Regions from separate parts of the Homo sapiens genome. Here region 2 is linked to region 1. Evidence: chromatin contacts called from ENCODE Hi-C or POLR2A ChIA-PET data. All regions are on one chromosome and are shown on one strand. Each heading gives the region's core, a stretch centred on a gene start or an enhancer-like site at or near the end of the contact. The rest is flanking DNA. Distances are from core to core; before and after follow the strand shown.

Region 1 (3,014 bases), core at 515-3,014:
ACCCTTGCCTTTCCCACTCCCCATACCCCACAATTCAACGTGATTGCTTTGGGGATAGGAATCCAACCACTTCCCCTTGCTAGCTTTGGAAATAAAGTCACTTTCTTTCCACCACATCTTGCTCTTGTTAGACTCTGCAAGCAGCCAGCGACTGAACCAGCATTCGGTTACATCCCCTGAGGCGGATGACACTTGTGTGATCCTGTAACCGATTTCTTGTTAGAATGTTGGCATCTTTCACCCAGTCGTTTTCTTGTAATTTTATTTATTTGTTTGAAAACAGAATCCTTCTTGCAATCCTGTCATTTTCAGTGCCTTTTTTTTTTTTTTTTTTTTTTTTTTTTTTTTTTTTTTTTGAGACGGAGTCTCGGTCTGTCACCCAGGCCGGGGTGCAGTGGCGCAATCTCCGCTCACTACAACCTCCGCCTCCCGGGTTCAAGTGATTCTCCTGTCTTAGCCCTCCAAGTAGCTGGGATTACAGGCGCCGGCCACCACGCCTGACTAATTTTTGTATTTTTAGTAGAGACGGGTTTCAGCCATATTGGCCAGGCTGGTCTCCAACTCCTGGCCTCATGTGATCCGCCCACCTCGGCCTCCTAAAGTGCTGAGATTACAGGCGTGAGCCACCGCGCCTGGCATCAGTGCATACTTTTTGAAGTGATTCCAAGTTATCGCCCGCTTTTTTCGTGTAACATATAAATACATCTCTGTATCTAGAAATATCCAATGCATAATTCAATTGTCTGCGAGGTATTTCATCACGTATTTTCACGAGCGTGGCCAATTTCAAAATAGTTCTACAAAGAGGAAATGCAAGAATGTGGGAAGAGCAAAAGAAAAGCTCTATGTTGCAAAACCCATTTTTGCTAACGTGTCCAGTGGGCTCCCGGGACGACCTGTTTTTAAATTCTTGGTCTCCCTGCACCGCGTCCCTCCTTTGCTGCGCTAGCTTTATGACGCATCTTGGAAGAACAGGGCAGATTTAAAACCCTCTCCCAACAGGCGTCAAACGACATGGTGCAGGCTCGGGCTGGGGAGCGGGCCTGCGGCTGCCCAGCTGCTAAAGGACTTCCTACTCGTGCACCGCCGCCGGCTCCAGGGCAAACCCCACGCCATTTAGAAATGCTGGAAGTTTCTGTCTCTCCCTCCCCCTGCTCGGAGGCCATTCCCCCCACCCCCAGAGCCCCACCTCCTCCTTCACTGGGCCCTTTCTAACTCCTTCCCCTTAAAACCCTTTTCAAAATGGGGTTGACTGGAGGCGGAGGTTGCAGTGAGCCGAGATCGCCCCACTGCACTCCAGCCTGGTGACTCCGTCTCAAAAAAAAGGGGAGGGGGGCGGGGGAGAGTTGAAAGCTTAATATGTACTTTGGGGGCTATTAAAGCAAACATTTCGACTAAAGGGGCGAATCCTCGAATTGTGCGATCAAGCACCCGAGAGGAGAGTTGGGGGGGGTCAGGAGGGGTGGGGGCTCCAGGGAAAGCCCGGGGGTCTGGGCCGGGGTCTCGCGGGGCCCTTCCGGAAGGATCGCGGCCCCCGAAGGTGGGCGTCCCGCGGGGCTCCAGTCTCCAGGACGTTCCGGGAGGCTCCGCGCTCTGGGAGGCCGGCTGCGTGGGGTCCCCGCGCTGCAGCCGCAGAGGCCCCCCAGGGCCGCGGTTCCCGGAGCGGGAAAGTCCCGCGCGGGGGCGGTGGCCTCGGGGGCGGGACGGGGCGGGGGCGGGGGCGCGGGCGGCCGAGCCGAATCCCCTCCACCGGGACGCCCCGCTGCTGCTCGGGAAGAGGCGGGCCCTGCGCGCCCTGCGCTCGCCATGGCGGTTTGGGCGGCGACGTGAGCGGCTCCGCGGACCCCGAGCGGGGCCCCGGCCGCGACCTGAGCCGCCGCCGAGCGCCCGGGGCCATGCGACCGACGCTGCTGTGGTCGCTGCTGCTGCTGCTCGGAGTCTTCGCCGCCGCCGCCGCGGCCCCGCCAGGTGAGCCGGGCCTGGGCCTCCGCGGCGGGACGCGGGCGCAGCCGCAGCATGTGGGGGCTGGGGGACTCCCGGATCGTGGGGTGGGGGGAATCTGCCGGGTGCTCAGAGTGGGTGGGAATCTGCGGGGTGCTCCTGGTGGGTGGGATATGCGGAGTGCTCAGATCAGGTGGGAACCTGCGGGTGCCCCAGGTGGGGGTCTTGCGGGGTGCCCAGGGCTAGAGGGGCCCGCTGGGAGCCCGCAGCGGGGCTGGGATGGGCGGCCAGGAGTTCCAGACAGGAGCTGGGCAGCAGCAGGAAGACGGGGGGCACCCCTCCTGGCGTCCTGGCCGCCGGGACACCCCTCTCCGGGAGAGGACACTCGGTGCCCCTCCGTGAAGCCGGTAACCTCGGCTGCGCCACCTCCCCCACCCGCGCGCCCGCGCCGGGAAAGCCAGCGTGGCCCCAGTCTCCGAATTTCTCGGAATGAACAACAGCAAATTGAATCCAGGGCTCCGGCGGGGGCCGCCTTTGCTGGCCACTGGTTCTGCAGCCTGGCGAGACTGCGCTTAGTCCCCGCCTGGAGTGCCTCCCGAAGGCCTGGCTGGAAGCTAGACTCAGTCCCTTTGTAGTAGCAGCGGTGGAGCAGGGACCAGCGTCTTGGACGGGTGACCCAGACTCAATTCCGACTTTGGCCGAGGGCATGTTTGACACTGGGTGTGAAATCTAGACAGTTCCCGCGGTCATAGAGATGGGGCAGCAGCATTCAGGCAGGGCTCAGAACTGTCCGGGTCCCATCAGTGTTGGGGCGGAAGAGGAAGAGTGTCAACTGAGCCAGGCATTTATTTATTTTATTGTTGTTTGAGACAGGGTGTCGCTCTGTCGCCCAGGCTGGAGTGCAGTGGGCAGCATCTCAGCTACTGCAGCCTCCGCCTCCCGTGCTCAAGCGATCCTCCCACGTCAGCCTCCCAAGAAGGTGGTATTATTGGCCACGCCTGGCCAATTTTTGTATTTTTTGTAGAGAGGAGGTCTCACTGTGTTGCCCAGGCTGTTCTTGTACTCCTGAGCTC
Region 2 (3,014 bases), core at 345-2,844, 190 kb after region 1:
ACAGCACAATGGTAGTAGTTGGGGAATGGAAACGTGTGTGTGTTAGGGGAGAGGAGCAACGAGGTTCAGTGCTATGCCACAACCTGTGGAGGTGGGCCAGGAGGGCTGGCTCTGAGTGATGAACTGGAGAAGTCAACTGCCCAAAGAAGAGTGGTAAAAACTGTTAGAGAGTAAAAGAAAACCCCCACGTCTATCAGGCCTATTTTAGCGCTGGCTATCTTTACAGTCATCATTACTGTATCAAACCAACTCCTTTACCTTGGCTGATGCGGTATTTTCATCCCTGGTTGAGATGATCAAGCCTCTCTGTAAAACTACTTTCCAAGCAAAATGCTTCTGAGAAGTATAAATGTATTTTTAAAAATAGGCTCAAATCCTATGAAAAAAAAGTTTATACAAATACACATTCTAATGATATTTAAAAAGTATTACCTGAGGTAATTCAGTAACAGTTGTTCTTTCAGGAAACTTCTCTTCCCATAGCAAATCATTTTCTTGATTAGAATCTAAAAACTGAGGTTAAATATATTCTCCTTTAAAATTTAAAGGATGCTGAAGTTTGCGTTAAATATGTACAGAGCCTCACCTGGCATACATGTTTCTCAATAAACGCAAGTACACCTAAATTCAGAGGCACCCCATCCAATCTATGAGTTTCAACACTTCAGTTTTGTGTCTGAACTTTAGTATCAAAATTGAGGGGAACAGGGACCGGCGTTTCAAACCGAAAGATCCAAAAGGCTTTGGGTAAGACAGATGCTAGTGAATTCTGACCCCACGAATCCTCGACATTCCCCCATCTCCAGAATAATTTGGAGTGCGTGAGAGAAGGGAGGCCCTAAATCACGGGGGAAGCAGGGCTTGTCACCTGCCCCATCGAACAGCGTCCTTGCAAGATGGGGGCTCTCAGGGTTTTTCGAGCTCTTTTCCAAGTCACCTCTAAGTCCTCTCCAAGGGGCTCCTCGCTGCCCTCTGGGGCCCCCTCACTTTCCTCGGGAACGCGTCCCGTGAGCACAGCCCGCAGCGGGGTAGCCAGGGGAGCGCTCTTCCCACAAACCCGGCCTTGCCAGAATCGCGGCTCCCAGGGCGGGGTACCCTAAGGCCACGGGCGGCCGAAGTCTTCGCGCCCATTTCCTTGCCTCGAACGCGAGGACTTTCCATCCCCCATTCACAGCTGGCTCAACCCACGAAAGACAAGAGCCCCTTGGCGGCCAGGCTACAAGACACTCACCGGGACCGGGGCCTCCGGCTGCTCGCGGGCCGGCCCGTCGGGGGGCTCCGCGGCGACCCGCGGTCGGTTGTCCAGGCGGGCGAAGGGGTTCCTCCGAGCAGCGGCCGGGCCGCCGCCGCTGCCACCGCCTCTGCCCCCCGCAGCAGGGAAAGGGCGAAGAGGCAGCCCCGCCACCAGGGCGGCTCGGCGGGCCGCCGGCTCCGTCAGCTCACGGGGCGGGGAGGCGGCAGCTCCACGGCTCCGGGCCCTTTTCCGTCGGAGCCGCACTACCTCGGGCGGCTTTCGGAAGCCCGGTGAGTAGCCGGGCACCGAAAGGGCCATGACGCGCGGCGGCTGAGGGTAGCCGGCCGCCCTACAGAGACTTCCCGCGCGCGCCGGGCCCGCCCCTGACGTGGCGCCTCGCCGAGCTCCCGCCCCCGACGCGGCCCCGCCTCCGCCCCCGCCGGTTCCGAGCGGAGCATGCGCAGTGGGCAGCCCGCGAGACGCAGCCCGCAGCGGCGATCCCGGGTGGCCGTCAACGCCCACTGTCCCAGCGGTGACCCTGCCCTGGCGCTTCTGCCAGGTCCTCGGCCAGAGTCCAGTCGCCAGGTTCAGCGACGCTTCTGGAAAGTATGCGATCCAGGGCGCTGATGTGCACTACCCTGTGGGGCACCGAAATAGCTTAACTCTATTTAAGCCCGCAGCAGGGATGTGATCAGCCCGGGGTTTGGCGCCTGGATGAAAAGGAAACAAACTTGAGCTGCGGCGATGGGCTGCTGCTTCCATAAACTTAAGAGAGGGCAGTGGCTACTGCTCTCAAGAGGCGAGGAGAGGGGACTAGGCCACCTTCCTCAACCCCCAGAGAACTCAGATAAGACGTCAGCACGCTTCCTATGCCAGCGCAGCCTACCGACATCCCTCCCTTCCCCGTTCCCAGTGCCTGGTCATCTCAGACTTCCAGGCAGCTGCCACTGGCAAGTTAATGGGATCTTCTTTGATCCTGGGGAAAGCCGGAGTGAATGAATAGTTGAAAACACAAAATTTAAGTGCCTATGGGCTAAGTCTTTTAAGACTTCAAAATATACTCAAATGCTTAAATTATGACAGCAAAGACTTAAGGAAGGTGTTGAGAACGGAGTTGATACAAAATTAATACGTTACTTTGATAGCTTAGCAAAGGCCTGCAACAGCTTTTATCAAGAGTAGTGTGACTTTTGCTGAAAGCAGCAGTTTTCTTCATGGAAGGAATTTTATAGCAGGGGCAAAATATATAGAAACAATGAAAAGGTTTTTAGAAAAATTCCCTTAAGATGTTAATTATAGAATTATCTTGATCATTTGCACAAGAATTTTTCAAACACTTTTCAAATGTGTCAACTGAGCATCTTGTCTTAGCAGAGAAACGTGCTTAAAAATGCAACTTGTTTTATCTTCCTTGGTTTTTCTCAACAATTTCCAAAGAAAATTCTGGCTTCAAATACTGGAATATGTTCATCCGACTGAGGTCTGAGAAAGAAGAAAATTAAAATTGAACAACTTGCTTTTTTCTTCCTTGATTTTTCTGAACAGCTTCCATGGAAACTTTTGCCTCATACAGTGGAATGGGTTCATCCAACTGAGGTCTGAGAAGGAATGAAATTAGAAATGTCAGGTCTAGTTAAAGATAAGTAGAACAAACAGGGTGGTATATGACAAATGCTAGTGCTCAAATCTATTAGTGTATTAATTAATTTTTTGAGACAGAGTCTGGCTCTCTCATCCAGGCTGGAGTGCAGTGGCACGATCTCAGCTCACTGCAACCTCC

The links. Hi-C counts contacts between places; a loop is a spot of excess contacts on that map. ChIA-PET counts read pairs that join two places held with the same protein, here RNA polymerase II (POLR2A). Pooled maps may share reads with other maps.
Region 2: a loop to region 1 is called in a pooled map, with 4 times the contacts of the local background. The contact joins the promoter of DONSON here to the promoter of IFNGR2 in region 1. A Hi-C loop is called at or near these places in 6 of 50 pooled maps. POLR2A ChIA-PET finds 5 or more read pairs at or near these places in 3 of 52 experiments (CD4-positive, alpha-beta T cell, CD8-positive, alpha-beta T cell and activated CD4-positive, alpha-beta T cell).

Annotation. Positions count from the first base shown.
Region 1 is chr21:33,401,649-33,404,662 of GRCh38, forward strand. IFNGR2 (interferon gamma receptor 2) reads left to right here and starts at 1,765. Exons shown (of 7, transcript NM_005534.4): 1 at 1,765-1,968. The coding sequence starts at 1,896. RefSeq lists cis regulatory regions at 310-1,497, 882-1,497, 1,480, 1,490, 1,767 and 2 more, promoters at 713-1,869, 713-1,351, 723-1,890, 1,485-1,889 and silencers at 1,444-1,983, 1,994-2,073, 2,094-2,143, 2,284-2,333.
Region 2 is chr21:33,587,090-33,590,103 of GRCh38, forward strand. DONSON (DNA replication fork stabilization factor DONSON) reads right to left here and starts at 1,595. Exons shown (of 10, transcript NM_017613.4): 1 at 1,232-1,595; 2 at 433-513. The coding sequence starts at 1,552. CRYZL1 (crystallin zeta like 1) reads right to left here. Exons shown (of 13, transcript NM_145858.3): 13 at 2,252-2,832. The coding sequence ends at 2,733. RefSeq lists a silencer at 1,136-1,825 and an enhancer at 1,284-1,783.